2 separate regions of the Homo sapiens genome follow, and region 1 is linked to region 2. A link is an interaction called in ENCODE POLR2A ChIA-PET data of the cell type or tissue named here. Cell type or tissue: Panc1. All regions are shown on one strand.

Evidence for each region. Peaks named below come from ENCODE experiments on the same cell type or tissue, not always from the same donor. Only the 100,000 strongest peaks of a DNase experiment are listed, where the experiment ranks them.
Region 1: POLR2A ChIA-PET joins it to region 2 with 14 read pairs; 2 of 35 experiments call an interaction of 5 or more read pairs at or near these places.

The regions. Positions count from the first base shown.
Region 1 is chr3:159,782,359-159,790,358 of GRCh38, reverse strand. The region is part of intron 4 of IQCJ-SCHIP1 (IQCJ-SCHIP1 readthrough); the gene reads right to left. The region is part of intron 2 of SCHIP1 (schwannomin interacting protein 1); the gene reads right to left. Among named protein-coding and RNA genes, the nearest start is that of IQCJ-SCHIP1-AS1, 18 kb to the right of the region's middle. In Panc1, no CTCF peak of the experiment used is centred here; DNase peaks (open chromatin) are centred at 2,213 and 3,008; H3K4me3 peaks cover 887 bases; H3K27ac peaks cover 2,963 bases.
Region 2 is chr3:159,650,210-159,658,209 of GRCh38, reverse strand. The region is part of intron 4 of IQCJ-SCHIP1 (IQCJ-SCHIP1 readthrough); the gene reads right to left. The region is part of intron 1 of SCHIP1 (schwannomin interacting protein 1); the gene reads right to left. Among named protein-coding and RNA genes, the nearest start is that of IQCJ-SCHIP1-AS1, 110 kb to the left of the region's middle. In Panc1, no CTCF peak of the experiment used is centred here; no DNase peak of the experiment used is centred here; H3K27ac peaks cover 5,260 bases.

The DNA of each region.
Region 1 (8,000 bases), 130 kb before region 2:
GAAAGGAAACCGAGCATATGAAGGACATACATTAACACATTCTAATGCTGCTCAAGTTCCTCTTTCATAAAAACAGTATAAGTTATATCCAATAAAAAGTTTCTGTAAAAGGTAACATTTTAATGATTCACTAAAAGCATTTCCAATTTCTATGAACTTTGAGCCCAGCTGCTGAGTAGAGTCTGAGGAGCAGAGAGGAGCACTCTTTCAGCCCAGTAAATACCAAAGCTTTCAACTGAAAACATCCATTCCTCCAAAGTTGCCCCTGTCTTAATCCAAGTATAAAGTCCAGGTAGAGGGGGGCCTTGGGCAGGAACTGAGAATATGACCCTTCTGGCGGTGGGAGCGGTTGCAGCAATTAAATCACCTGTTTTGGATCATTGGCTGGGATCCCCAGTTCCTTCCAATTACTGACTGCTCACCTTTCAGTGGAGCTGCCCACAGGATGGACTGCCCCTCCCAGGCTGACAGGATTGTTCTGCTCACCACCGTAGTTTTAGTGCTTATCATAAATCAATAAATTGGCATTGCTATTTTACACATCAGGTTTGGAATCATGGTTTACTGGGTACATCCCTGATAAATAAAATTATCTTTCTTATGATAACAAAATCAGTTTCTGGGCCACGAGGCTAAGGGTCAGACCCTGAATTATGTAATCTTATCATTCTCAAAGTATGATCCCTGGACCAGCAGAATCAGCGTTACCCGGGACTTGTTTGAAATACAAATTTTGGGGCCCAACCCTAGACCTCCTGAATCAGGAGTGTGGAGCCCAGCAATTGTGTTTCAAACAAGTGTTCCAGGGGATTCTGATTCCTGCTCAAGTTTGAGAGCCACTAAATTGAAATGACAGTTATTTGGAGGTGGGGGATTATGGTTAATTTTGTGTCAACTTGGCTAGGCCATGGTGCACAGTTGTTTGTCAATGCCAGGTGAGATGTTGCTGTGAAGGTGTGCTTTCGATGTGATTAACATTTAAATCAGTCAATTCTAAGTAAAACAGATTACTCTCCATAAAGTGGGCCGGTCTCATCCAATCAGTTGATGACATTAAGAGAAAAGAGAGGTCCCCTGAAAAGGACGAAATTCTGCCTCCAGACAGCCTTTAGACTCAAGATTGCAACATTAACTTTTGAAGGAATTTCCAGCCTGCTGGCCTGGACTTGCCAGCCCTCGAAACTGCATGAACCAGTTCTTTAAAATCAATCTCTCTCTCTCTCTCTGTATATATAGATACACACACACAACCTGTATACATACACATATACAGGTTGAGTATCTCTTATCTGAAATGCTTGGGACTAGAAGTGTCTCAAATGTTGGATTTTGTTGGATTTTGGAATATTTGCATTATGCTTACTGGTGAGGCATCCCTAATCTGAAAATCTGAAATATTCCACAGCATTTCCTATAAGCATCATGTCAGCCCTCAAAAAGTTTAGAATTTTGGAGCATTTTAGATTTCAGATTTTTTAATTACAGATGCTCAATTTTATATATATGTAAGGTGAATTATATATATATTATACCCTATTGGTTATGTTTCTCTGAAGAACCCTGACAAATACAGGGTTCATATGTTCATATGTTTAATGCATGTATCCTACATTAGGACTAGGATTTTATCTTTTTTTATTTTTAGCACTGTATGCTCAGTGCCTAGTATGTAGTAGTTAGGCTCTCCATGCATATTTTTGGTGAATGAATGAAGTGTGGTGAACTCACCAAGAAAGGGAATTGGATAATTTGGCCCTGAGAGGGGGCTCTTGGAAATCAGCCAAACCTGAAAATACCTCCACTGAATTCCTTTGGGCAATAAACCTCTCCTCAGGAATCTTCTAGAGTGTGTAGATGAACCAACAGGAAATCACATCCAGGAATTGTGTTGAGTGTCTCTGTATTTAATTTCTTACAAGTGAAAGAACGCTCTACACTCGGCAGGCCACTCTTCAGCTTTGTTTCTATCCACAGGCCATGATTTTAAGTGCAGTGACTGCATTTGGCACTTCTGTAACGCCTTGTATTTAAAACCAGCTTTTAGAGTAGATCCCTATCAGTACTTTGTTTTTCTGGAAAGAGTGAAATTGAAAACTTAGCCTCAAATATCATCTATTTTAGTGTCAGCCCCAATACCTTAATCTAAAGAAGGTGCTTTCCTGAGAGATGGGAGCAGACTTTGAGGCCGACACTCATCTCTACTCCCACGTCACACCCTCTGTGGGGCCAGCTCACTCAAAACAGCAGCAGAGCTTAGTCTCCAGGCTGCGGGGATTGTTGTAATGCTATTGAAGACGGGTCAAAAGTCATCTCGATAAGATTATTTTGAAACCTCTAGGATAGCAATTCCATCTGCTATATGAAATCAGAAAAAGTAAACATTCCTTGGTTAACCTTCATCATTCCCCTACATAAACCTCAATCACATTTCTTTGAAACCATGCCAGATTTTCAGTGCTGGCTAATAGGATTCAGGCTCAGATGAGGGAAGTTGGTCCAAATGTGTGAAGTGGACAACAGTGGCCAGAGGGGAGGACTTAAGGGCCAACTAATGCTTCTTCAACTCAGTAGCCAGTCCTGTTTGAAACTTTGAAAATGCTGTTAAGCTGCAAAGTGTTCCTTCCCTTAGAGAAGGAAAAAACTAAGAATTAGTTTGGTGAATTTGCCCTCCATTTACCTGGCAATTTGCTCTCCACAAATCTGGCATGATTTCAAAGAAATGTGATTGAGGTTTAAGTAGGCGAATGACAAAGGTTAACCAAAGAATATTTACTTTTTCTTATTTCATATAGCAGATGGAATTGCTATCCTGGAGGTTTCAAACACAGAATACAAGGAAAGACATTCATTATTTCACTAGGAATCCATTCCGCTCACTAAGCTCCTACCAGATGCTGGGGCAGCCTCTGGGGCAGGGCCCAGGTAAGGCTGACAGTCATCTAGTGTCCAGAGAAAGAACCGAAAAGCTTGAGCCAAGTGTGTATGAATGTATGTGGGGTAAAGTGTGATGGAAAAAGCCGAGGGAGATGACTCAGCAGCTTCCAGTGTTTACAAAGACAACCAACACCTAAACCAAACAAAAAGGACTGAAGGCTAGGCAGAGGCTCGTATCCTATATTCAGTCCATATGGGAGCTACTTTGAAGTCAATTTTAAATTAAGTCACCTGGGAGTTGGAATTCTAACTCAACCACTTACCAGCTATGTGGAAGTTACTAAATCTTCCTAGGTTTTAATGTTCTCATCTTTTTACTAAAAAGGGGTACAAAGTTTGTTGAGAGGACAAAAATAAGATTACATAGGTCAAATCCCTGGTATCTAATCAGACCCAAAGTCAACCCTCAACAAGTCTTCTCCTTGCCAGTCAATACCAAAGCTGGCCAGTCACGCACCTACTCAGACTCGCTTACTGTGAGTTCTTCTTTGTCTTCAAAACTGTCTTCAGTGCTCACTTTAATTTTTACAAAAATATTCGGCTTTTTAAAGGGGGAAGGGGTTACTCTAAATTATTTGTCTTGTAAACTGAGGCCCCAGGGAAGGATTCTACGTGCTGTGGCTGGTCCAGCTGTGATGCTTCATTTCTATTAACCATCCCTCCACTACACACAGACCACAATCACACCACAAAACACACACACACACACACACAGTGCACACGCGCAGACACACACACACACACACACACACACACACGCTTTGACTCAGAGTCACTTCACTGCTTATCTGACTAAAGGTGCGAAACTAAACTATGATTTATGACCATTCCTTCTCATTTCAGTTTCAGCAGCACGAAATCCATTTCTCAGTACATTTCAAGGAAGAATAGTCATTGATATTTAAGAAGCATTAATGTTTTTGAACAGACATATGCCAATACCTCTAATAGGAATTAATAACAACTCAAATCCATATGAATCCATTTTGGCTCAATTTGAATAATTTGAGAACTATAATAATCTTTAAAAGTATCTTTTAATTTCATTATACTTTGAAGATAGCAATGTTGATGTCCAGATGACCATCACAATAAGGGTATCATAGATGATTTAGAGGTTAGGAAATGTCTATTAAAACTTGCTGGAAAAAAAAGCAGACTTTTTAGATTGCTATATTTGCTGAAAAGGAGACCTATGTTTAAATCATTCTAACCAATAAAGAATTAACAGATTTTGCTTCATGGCACTACAAACAGCTGTTGAGTAAGTCTTCCAGGTATTTCCTGCAGGGTTTAAAAATCTTGGGATAAAAATAATAAGATCTTATAATGAACCTTATTAACAGAAAGAAATGTAATAAAAATTATTATCTTTGATTTTCCCCATAGAGGGAGGGAAAATATCAACTGCATATTTTAAATAGATGTTTAAAACAACAAAAAAGAAAATACACATACAACAAAAATAAGATGTTTTAAAATTTCCCAAACATATATTCATGTCCCCAAAATAAATCTGATGTTTCGACCAGTTTGTTTCATATAAACCAAACAATCGTTGTCTATGAAAGTATAAGCTGCCCCAGTGATGGATAGCTCTTTTGTTTCTACAAACAGCAGCATTCAGTGGGTACCCTGGATGTTTTGCTAAAACTTCTAACTAGCATTCTGTTTATTATTCAGATTGATTAGAAAAATATATTTTTCTTTTGACAGTTGGGTGGCTTTTTAAAGAATTACTTGTTTCAAATTACACACTTCTATTGCAACACTTGAATCTGACACCTCAAGCATAAGCTACAACTTGCTGGCTCCCCATCTCCCAACAGAAAAAAAAAAAAAAAACCAACAAAACTATGGCCCTGAGAGGATGGCTCTGTATTTACATTCAGCATCATATATCAGCATTTACCAGGGTGAGGCCAATGGCTGTCAACTCCTGGCTCTTAGTCAATATTTAATCACTGTTCAGTTATGTAGGAAGAAGGAAACATTCCATCTCCCGATAACATGTCTTTAATATGAAAAAAGCTTTCACTACATTTATGGAAGCTTGGTTATGCTTCTTAGAAAAACTATCAAATTGAGATGTTGCACAACTGTTCTGATATGGCATTTTAAGTGCATTGCCATTGGTAGGTGTATAAAATGAATAATACTTAATCATGATTTTTTAACAGTATTACAGAATTTTGGGTTCACCCTGCAACCTTTTTATTTTATTCATTTGTTTATTTACTAACGGAGAAAAGTGGCTGGAGAAAAAAATGTATGAAATCCTCGTCTAGTTCATAACCTCTAGCTCTGGTTCAGTCTCTGAGCTATGAAGCAAAGCAGCCATACCAAGGAAAAAAATTCACATTGGCTTTTTGACTGTTACTTAATTTAAAAGATTCCACAGTTTTGTTTTTTGATAGAGCTTTGTAAATAATTTCCTCAGACCTAGCACCGTGATTTAAAACCATTTACTTGGGCCAGGCGCAGTGGCTCACGCCTATAATCCTAGCACTTTGGGGGCAGAGGCAGGTGGATCACTTGAGGTCAGGAGCTCGAGACCAGCCTGGCCAATATGGTGAAACCCTGTCTCTACTAAAAATACAAAAATCAGCTGGGCATGGTGGCACGCGTCTGTAGTCTCAGCTACTCAGGAGGCTGGGGCAGGAGAATTGCTTGAACCTGGGAGGCAGAGGTTGCAGTGAGCTGAGATGGCACCACTGCACTCCAGCCTGGGCGTCACAAGACTCCGTCTCCAAAATAAAATAAAACCATTTACTTTTCCATTTATTCTACAGGATAACTAAAGCAGCACAAGGCTTAAGTTAAGGGAAAAGAGCAAACGACTGACGGGAAAGCCCACGTCACCAGGATTCCTTAGATTCCTACCTGACAAAATATTTCATGTTTCTTGTGTAGCACATAGCTATTCTAATGAACTGGTCAGCTGAGCTGGAGATGTTTTTACCATTTAAACAAGATCTACAATGTTCCATAGGGAAGGCTCATGCATTCCTTATAGTGTCAAGATGAAAGAAAAACTGCAGAGAAGGTGAAAGCTGGAAAGTGAAACAGAGTAATAAGTACTGAAAAATGTCTTCGCTCAAAGGCACAGAGTTTCTCTCTTTCATTCTTTCTGCTAACCCATGACCAGATGAACAGGTGTAGACTTGCTCAACGGGATGACATGTGGCAGAAAACATTTTCACTTCAAAGGTGCAAACCATATTTGACATTCAACAGCTTTTCATTGCGGTAGGTGGAAGAGGAAATTAAACTTTACCTCAGCTTGTTACAATTCATTGGTCGTGCTCTGACACGGTAATTATCCTTTGCTCCTAACCAAGACTCCCCAATCCAATCATCACATATGGGATGGAAGGGGGACTGCAGGGGTTTCTCTAACCTCCTTGGACCTGCCTGCAAAGCACAGAAGGGTTTTAGAAAGAAGCCCCGGGGTGGAGTGCTCATGTGGCTGGCATGAGAATACCTGACTTTCTGTTGGCACCTGGCATTACAACGCCTTTACTTCATCTTGGGTTAGTGCGCCTAAAGCTTCAGGTAAATCACAAATAACTCATCAGGAAAAAGGCTGGGACCTCTGTTTTACTATATTCCCAGCTCACAGCTTCCAGTAGACCTGGGAGAAAAACCCTCAAATATGCCAACTACTTTAAACCAAAATACTCAAGAAGTTCCTGGAGCCTTAGAAGTTTAACACTAATTCATTACTGGATTTAAACAGCTTCTTCCCACGTACTTCCCTAAAAGGCTCCATTCTCCACTCCACTCCAGTTCTCCAAGTATAAGAAGTGACATTTCAAGCATTGTGCCTGTTATTAAACTCCTTGCAGCATAAAAATATTTCAAATCAACTACAGGAAAATTGCAAGATTATTTTATTGTGCGCAAGATGGCTTTTAGGACTGGTGGAAAGTTCCACAAATGAAGTGCAGACTCAGATGCCTGGGATGTGTTTGTGAGGTAAGGGAGTGATTTTGGTGAGGATGCTCCTGGTGCAGTTTCCATGAAACTTTCCAAACTCCCTCTTGCCTGGGGCTGGGCAGCTCTTGCCATCCCTTTCACCTGGCTCCCAGAAGCTCTTCAGGTCTCCATTCAGCTGTCAATCCCTCAGCACTGTCTCTGCCTCGGCAGCTGGCCAAGTCAGTCTCCAAAGTCAACTGAATCACTTATCTTGGATGTTAAATAACCAACCTTGGTGTTTGTTTGATGTGCCTCTCCCTCAACAAAATAAATAGACCACTTGGGAAAAAATCCTAGCTAGGTTGACTCCCAAGTATCTAGCAGAGTGCAGCTACTGAGCAAATAAATGACTATTAAGTGAATAAGTAAATGAATGGGTAAAAACATTGCAGAAGGTAGTGGATTTCCCTGTAGCTTGTGTACCCTCAACTTCCCCCTTCCCAACCTTGTCTCCCTTCCTGGTCCTTCGGTGACAGTCTCTTTGCTGGACATGCTGCCGCAGATGAAGCTATCGCTAGATGTGATTTCAGGACTTCTGGGAGGAGAGCTCTCTGGGTGTGTTGAGGTGGCAAGGGCTCCCAAGTCATGCCCATCACAGCAAGGCTGCCTGTAACCTTAGGGATCTATAGTCATATTCTACATATAAATCAATTTACAAGGAGCAGCTAGCTTGATATCAGATGTCAAGAGAGCAGCGCACATTGAATCATCCTTTAACCTCTCAGAGCCTCTGCTAAACCTGAGGATCATTACAATCACTTCCAGCCAATATATAGAATGAGTTTCTAACTGAGACTTAAGATTGCATGGATTTGATAATTACAAGTAAGCACAGAGTGGTGGTGGGAACATTCAAGGCAGAAAGAAAGGCATAAAGCCATGCATTTATGTTTGAATGATTTTTTTTGCAAATTAAAAAAAAGTTTCCATTTATGAAAAAATCTTATATAGAAGTACATAGACATAAGAGGGTATTACATACCAAGAGATAACAGATATTCAGATGTGGCTCTAGCTATTAGCAAAGAGAAACAGCTATTGTGTTATTGTGTAATGAAGGTTACAGAGGCTAACTTCCAGCTATTTGG
Region 2 (8,000 bases):
TTTGAATTGGGAAGAACATCAGTTCTTCTGATGTGTGTTCTGATCAGTGTTCAGAATGAATTTTATGAAATGAATTCACACGTCTCATCACAATGTCAGGGCTCCTGTTCACCCATTCTTCCTCTCCATATGCACAGGCAATTTTCTGCTCTTTCTAGTACCTAACAGAGGGAGAAGCTGGGCTAGGCACCACTCCTGGAACATTTGCCGGACATCAATGGCATTAGCCCACAGGCTGCTGCATCTGCCAAGGCAGTGCTGGAAGCAAAAACGCCTTTGGTGGGACCCTGGAAGCTTCATAGCTATAAGTCAGGGTGTGCTTCATGTGGACAATGACATCCTACTTCCAAGCATCCTGTGTTCCAGCTTCTGTCTCCTGGAGAACAAACCCATCACCATAGCAACTGCGTCCACAGAATGCACCTCCAAGGACCCCTCAAATCCTATCAGTTGCTTCTCCGCCATTGATGGCACTTATTAATTTAAAATTGGATCTAACAATTAGTTTATCTTCAGGAGGCTAACATCTCTTTTAATCCCCACTGTTAAACTTACGCCTGGAAGGTTCAGGGCCCTCATCGCTGTTCCCTCAAGAGTTAAATGACATTTAGGCAGCAGGAAACTTATGCCAATAAGATCAAAATCTAAACCGGTTGCCTTTTATTATCACTTAAATTATTCTCTCCACTTGACATGGATTTATTGGTCAGTTTAGACTGTGTGACAGATTTGGTTGTAGTCACATGGAGTGTGACTAACAGCCTTCACTACAAGCCTGTAAACGGAGTGTGATGCACGTGTACATTATCACCATCTAATACTATCTGTGGGCTAATTATATAAAGGCTAAAGTAAATGAACACAACAGTGACTGCACAAGTCCAGAGAGAGCCATAAATGTGCTTTGGCAGCTGACTTGGACTTTTCAGGTGGAGCTGGGGTAATTGAAGAGGTCACTGATCTGTGTCTCACATCATTTGTTAGCACCATCTCTGTTGGAAGATGGTCACTTACATTAATTCTTGATGATTTCATCTCTCCTGGAAGCTTATTTTAAACAAAATAATATAATGCTTCTGGCTATTTTAGTACATGTAGACTTAGAGTAGCACATGTGGTAGTACAGGGGAAACCATTATGCTTCTAGCCATTTATTTGGTGTGTGCATTCGAGATTGGCAGTATGCATGAGGAGGGACCCCTGCTCATTGCACACTCTGAACACAGGTATGTGACCTCAAATGCCCCTGGATGTCACTTGAGGGAGGTAGGTGAACAGGTGGACATACACTATTACAACAGAAGAGGATGGGTGGAGGGGAGTCAGAAGACCTGGCTTGGAATCCTTCCCTTGTCACTCTGAAGCAGTGTGTCTGGGCAGTTTACAAACTTCTCTGAGCCTGTTTTTTCACCTGTAAAATGGAGAAAGTACCTTATATATAAAACCTGAATGAGCTGCTGAAACTAGTGGCAACTCTGGAACCAACATTTACAGAACTATGTTCGGGGGCTTTCTAAGCACTTTATTCCTATGACTTAATTTTTTCTCATGGAAACCATATAAGGTGGGTACCACGTAATTCAGATGAGAAAACCGAGGCACAGAGTAGATGAATAACTTGCCCAAAGCCACACACCAAAAATGATTTGTAATCTACAGAACACCATGCCGTTGTATAGGATGTCTAACATTACTAACATTATTATCAATAGATTAGTCAGTTGCCACCTGGCAACTGACTAACAGGAGAAGCCAAGTGGGCTCGCCTTTCTTCGAGAACTCTCTAAGGTACAAGAGGAGGTTGTGGGGGCAGCAAGAAGAACATGGGCTTAGGAGTCAGGAACACCAAAGGGTGTAACACCAGTTCTGCACTAAGTAACTGTGAGATTCTGGAAATGTCAACCTTTATTGAACTTGGATTCCCTATCTGTAAGAGAGAGAGAATGATTCCTACTCATAGGATGTTTGGGGATTACTGAGTTCATGTATATGAAGTACCCAGAGCACCTGACAGATCGTAGGTACTCATTTAATGTAAATTCCATCCCCTTCCAATTTGCTTACCATAGAAGATTCTTCTTACCAGATCTGTCCTCAGGTCTCTGAAGTCTATGCCACACAATGAAACATCTGTTCTTCCCTGAACAGCCAGGCCATCCACAGCTTTTTGCCTTGGGACTGCTGTTCTCTTTGCTGGAAATACTGTTACCCCATCTTTCCTTCTGGAAAACTCTCATTCATCCTTGAAGAACTAGTCCATTAACTGTCAAAGCACCCACTCTAATGCTTTGCAGTTTCTTTACTTTTATTTTTTTTCTTCTGAGACGGAGTCTCACTCTGCCACCCAGGCTGGAGTGCAGTGGCACAATCCCAGCTCACTGCAACCTCCGCCTCCTGGGTTCAAGGGATTCTCCTGCCTCAGCCTCCTGAGTAGCTGGGATTACAGGCACCTTCCACTATGCCTAGCTAATTTTTTGTATATTTAGTAGAGATGTGGTTTCACCATGATGGCTAGGCTTGTCTCAAACACCTGACCTCATGATTCTCCCGCTTCAGCCTCCCAAAGTGCTGGGATTACAGGTGTGAGCCACCACGCTCGGCCTGCTGTTTCTTTCTCATTGGTTCTATGTCCCCTTCTCTCTTGGTAACATTCCTATCTCCAGCTTCTGATTCATCACCCAGCACTGAGAAGGACCAGGGACTTAAGTGTTGTCCTACCCGAGAGAGCTAAGCATTCCAGCCAGCCTCATAGTGCCTGGCCCCTTGTTAGTTCTTAATAAGTGGTAGCTATCATCATCATCATCATCACCATCATCATCATCATCATCACTACTACTACTGCTACCATTGTCGCATGCTTCAGAATCTTCTGCCCCAAAATGTCTTTCCACCTACTTGTTGACATCTGAAAATTGTTCACAGGCTTTCATTTCATACTTACAGATGCAAATGCAAGTTAATTAACACCAAAGTCTTATCAACTATACAACAGTAGTAACTGGTAGCATATTAAACACTTGCTATATGCCAGATATTTTATATTCAATTTTCATAAAACCTATGAAGTAAGTTTAGAGAATTCAAGTGACTTAGTTAAGGTCATACAACAAATAAATGGTAGAGCTGGGAGTTGAACCCAGAACTCATCTTCTTAATGACTATACTGTACTGTGCTCAATAGGGACAGTAAGTGACTGGCAGCACAGCCTTCCTGCTTTATGAAGGGAGGCAGTTCGTGGGCAGCAGACACTAAGGTGACATGAAGGGCCTCAGGGTAGCCAGTCCTATCACTTCTGGTCAGCACTGCTTACTGTCAACCAGCTGGTGACAAATCAGTATGTCACTTTGAATGTGTACAGATTGTCTTCGCATGGTTTGTGAGGATTTTTTTTTTTTTTTTTTTTTTTACTTAAAGTCATAGATCATGTTGTAAAGTAGCTTCATTTTTCAAGGAGGTAGTAATTGAAATTGAAGTGTCCCGTAGCTCCATCCATGCTGACCCCAATTCCCCATGGGCCCCTACTGACTCCCTGCTGTCCTGCCACCTCTGTGGAGCTCACATACACTCAACACCCTCCTTCCACCTGCTTTCATCACCTTCTTCACACAGACTCATATCCTCAAATTATAGGCACCAGACATATGCAGGCCAACACACTCAGGGAGTAAGGAGGTGGAGAGATGACTGATAATATATATAAGTGGGGGGTTTGTAGATAGTGAATTGTAGACCAGAAAAATGTTAGACTTGAAAAAGACTTTATAGATAATCTAGGCCAGCCACATAATTTTATAGGTGCAGAAACTGAAGTCCAAGGTGACTCAGCAAATTAAATGGGTCTGCAGAGTCAAACGGTAAATAAAAAGTGAGTGCCAAATCTGATAGAGAGTTGGGAAAAATGAACTAGTGATGAATAGGAGAGAGAATGAGTGAGGTTGCAAGGGGGAAAGAGCATGGTGCCAGAGTAAAAAGTGGTTCATTTTTTATTAATGTTAAAATTCTACAACTCAGAAGAGTATCTTGGAGGAAGATACTCTTGGAGGAAGCTGGACTAGGGAGTTTCTCTGACATCTTTATGCGATTTGCATGTGAATATCTTCCTAATTATTTGTAAGTAAGCAATTAAAAGAAAAAAATCTGTATTTAAAAAGATAAAAAGCAGGACATCAAGTATTAAAGGCAATTTACCCCAGAATGTATGATAGTATATTTTAGATAGCAAAATCTGAGACTAGACTCTTAAACTGATCATTTTTAGGGGGTACATGAGATAATTTAATACAGTCATATAATTTGTAAAGATGAGATGGGTGTAATTGGGATATCCATCACCTTAAATATTTGTATTTATGCTAGAAACCTTCAATTTATTCTCTTCTACCTCTTTTGAAATATACAGTAGATGAATGTAAACTAGATTCACCTACTGATCTATCAAATCTTTTTTTTTTTTTTTTTTACTTTAAGTTCCGGGATACATGTGCAGAATGTGCAGGTTTGTTACATAGGTATACATGTGCCATGGTGGTTTGCCGCACCTATCAACCTGTCATCTAGGTTTTAAGCCCTTCATGCATTAGGTATTTGTCCTAATGCTCTCCCTTCCCTTACCCCCCACCCCCCAACAGGCCCCTGTATGTGATGTTCCCCTCCCTGGGTCCATGTGTTCTCATTGTTCAACTCCCACTTATAAGTGAGAACATGAGGTATTTGGTTTTCTGTTCCTGTGTTAGTATGCTGAGAATGATGGCTTCCAGCTTCATCCATGTCTCTGCAAAGGACATGAACTCATTATTTTTATGGCTGTATAGTATTCCATGGTATATATGTGCCACATTTTCTTTATTTAGTATATCATTGATAAGCATTTGGGTTGGTTCCAAGTCTTTGCTATTGTAAATAGTGCTGCAATAAACATAGGTGTATATGGGTCTTTATAGTAGAATGATTTATAATCCTTTGTGTATATTCCCAGTAATGGGATTCCTGGGTCAAATGGTATTTCTGGTTCTAGATCCTTGAGGAATCACCACACTGTCTTCCACAATGGTTAAACTAATTTATACTCCCACCAACAGTGTAAAAGTGTTCCTATTTCTCCACAGCCTTGCCAGCATCCAAACAGTAGATCTTATTTCCTCTCAAACTGTATATTTGTACCCTTGATCAAACTCTTCATCCCCTCCTTCGCCATACCTGCCCTGGCCTCTGTCGACCACCAATCTACTCTCAAATTTTATAAGATCCACTTTTTTAGCTCCCAGAGATGACTGAGAACACACAATTTTTGTCTTTTTGTGCTTGGCTTATTTTATTTAACACAGTGATCTCCAGTTTTATCCATGTTGCTGAAGAAATAGATCATTTTTAAAGAAGTGAGAATAATTTATCATTACAAACTAGTCCTAAATGGTCAATTTTAAAGATCACCTCATCCTTGTTTTTCTCATTGTGCCTCCAATGCCTCACCCTCTTATGTGGCTTTTTTCACTCCTGCCCTTCTGGTTTCAGCTCAGATGTCATTTCAACAGTCGTCATTGCACACCCCTCCCCACCCATCTTATCTGTGAGGTCACTTTCCTTTATAATCACTCTTAGTATGTCCTTCATGGCACTTATTGGCTGTAATTGTCTTGTTTACATATCCGCTTCCTTGTTTGTCTCCCATTAGGACATGAGCTCCACTGGGCCAGGGACCACCCCAGCTTACCACCTGGCAGAGTAGGTACCCAAGGAAAACACAGGGCAGGTCTGGGTCCCCTATTGGCTTAGGTAAAGATAATTTTTCAAAACCTGAAAATTTGTAGTGACTGTTGGTTTTATTCCCTTCTACTTTATGTACTTCTTAACGGTGTCTAACACTACATTAAATATGTTAAAAAACCACCAATCACTACCTTACCAAGAAATAATAAGTGTAGCAAAAAATGCCTTACTAAAGATAAAAAATATAATTTTTCCTCCAATAATGTTGAAAAAGAAATATTGAAGGTGTTCTAACAAATCCTAATGAAGTTGGTAGCCTGAATAATGAATAAACTGCTTATAGACCATAAACATGAGCCAAATATAGCAAAAGCACATGGTAGCAATTTTTTTTTTTTTGAGATGGAGTCTCACTCTGTCAATCACTCCATCAGGCTAGAGTGCAGTGGCACAATCTGGGCTCACTGCAACCTCCACCTCCTGGGTTCAAATGATTCTCCCGCCTCAGCCTCCCCAATAGCAGGGACTACAGGCACGTGCCACCATGCCCGGCTAATTTTTGGTATTTTTAATAAAGATGCGGTTTCACCGTGTTATCCAGAATGGTCTCGATCTCCTGACTTGGTGATCCGCCTACCTCAGCCTCCCAAAGTGGACCTATTCTTTTAAAGTTAAATTGCAATGTATAATTTTGCTATACTTATGGTAATATTTTGAGTAGTTCAACAATAAAATGCTTTAGGCTTCCAAACTTACTTGATGCTAGACTTTTCAGTAAAAAAAGTTTGCTTACTAAAAAGTAATAGAAATGATAAGAAAAGTTGGGTGTAATGCTTTCATAATTATACAATTTGCCTTTTATCTTGCAACTGCTCTCTACAGAGGTGCTAATGGAAATTACCAAACCTTTGGTGCACTTATAGAAACAAAAATGCATTTTAATGTGATTGAGGCAATAACCAAACAACTATATTGTTAGTAATAATGGTAGTAAAACTGCTTAAGATGTTGTGCTTTTACAAATGGGAGAAGGATAGACACAGTCTTTGTCATAAAAAGGCTTCCAGGAGCTTTGCTGTCCACACTGCTCATCTATGGGAGATTCAAGTGCATGGGGACACTTCTAAATTTACCTGATAAACTTTACTAAAAAAAACTTCCTTGCTGTTTCTCTTAAGTTTCAGTCATCTGAATTGCAAAAGTAACACACATTTGTTGCAAGAGTTCAAGCAAAAGCAAAGTATCTATACTAAATTCATAAGTTTTGCTTCCTCCTCTAATTCTACTCATTTCAAATAACTGATGCTAGATATTTAGGTAATGAATTGTATATTTTCCCTTTTGCTTGTATAAACATAAGTAATAATAAAATGATAGCAAATAACACTTATGTAATGCTTAGGATATGTCAGGTTTTTTAAGGACTTTACATATAGTATACTATTCATATGATCCTATGAGACGGTACAGGTATTCATCTTACTGTATAGATTAGAAAGATGAGTCACAGAGAGGTAACATGATTTGCCTAAGGTCACACTGCCAGTGTGTAGCAGACACAACATTCAAATGGTAGTTCTGATTACTAAGCTATGCTGTCACTCACACTCAGCTTTTCTGGTTGGTTTATGTAAGGAAGACAGTACCACATGTTTCCCATAAATTTTTCACATACCTAACAAAATATCATTGACCTCGTTCCAGTGCAATAAAGATAGATTGAAGATACTCTTGCAAATGGCTGCATGACTTTCAGTCACCTGAATGTATCATACTTTGTCCCACTACTCTCTTGTCATGAACATGTAGACAGGTTCCACTTTTTTGCTGTTATAAACAACAATGCAATAAACAGCTTTGTACATAAATTCCTATGCACTAGCACTTTGCACTTTTATTTTTCTCAGAATTGGACTTCATGGGGGGAGTGTTCAAAGGATATATACATTTAAGCTCCTAATACTGCCAATTAATCTTCCCCAAATATTGTGGAAGTTTATAGCTGTACCACAGGTGTATCAGGTGACTTCTCTATACCCACTCTACATCTTTTCTCACTACCTAGTATTTTAAATAAAATAAATTTTGTGAATACGTAACTTCTACAACAATTTTATTTTGTAGTTTTTGATATTCTGTGCTATTTCTAAAAAATGTGTAGGCCAGTCAAAATAATTAGCACAAGTAAATTAATTTGATGGTGACATTATAAATAGCAGTTTGGAATTTTCCCTTTTTTCATTATTTCAAATATAGAGCATTTGTTTTTCCCTGCCAACAGTGTTCATTTCTT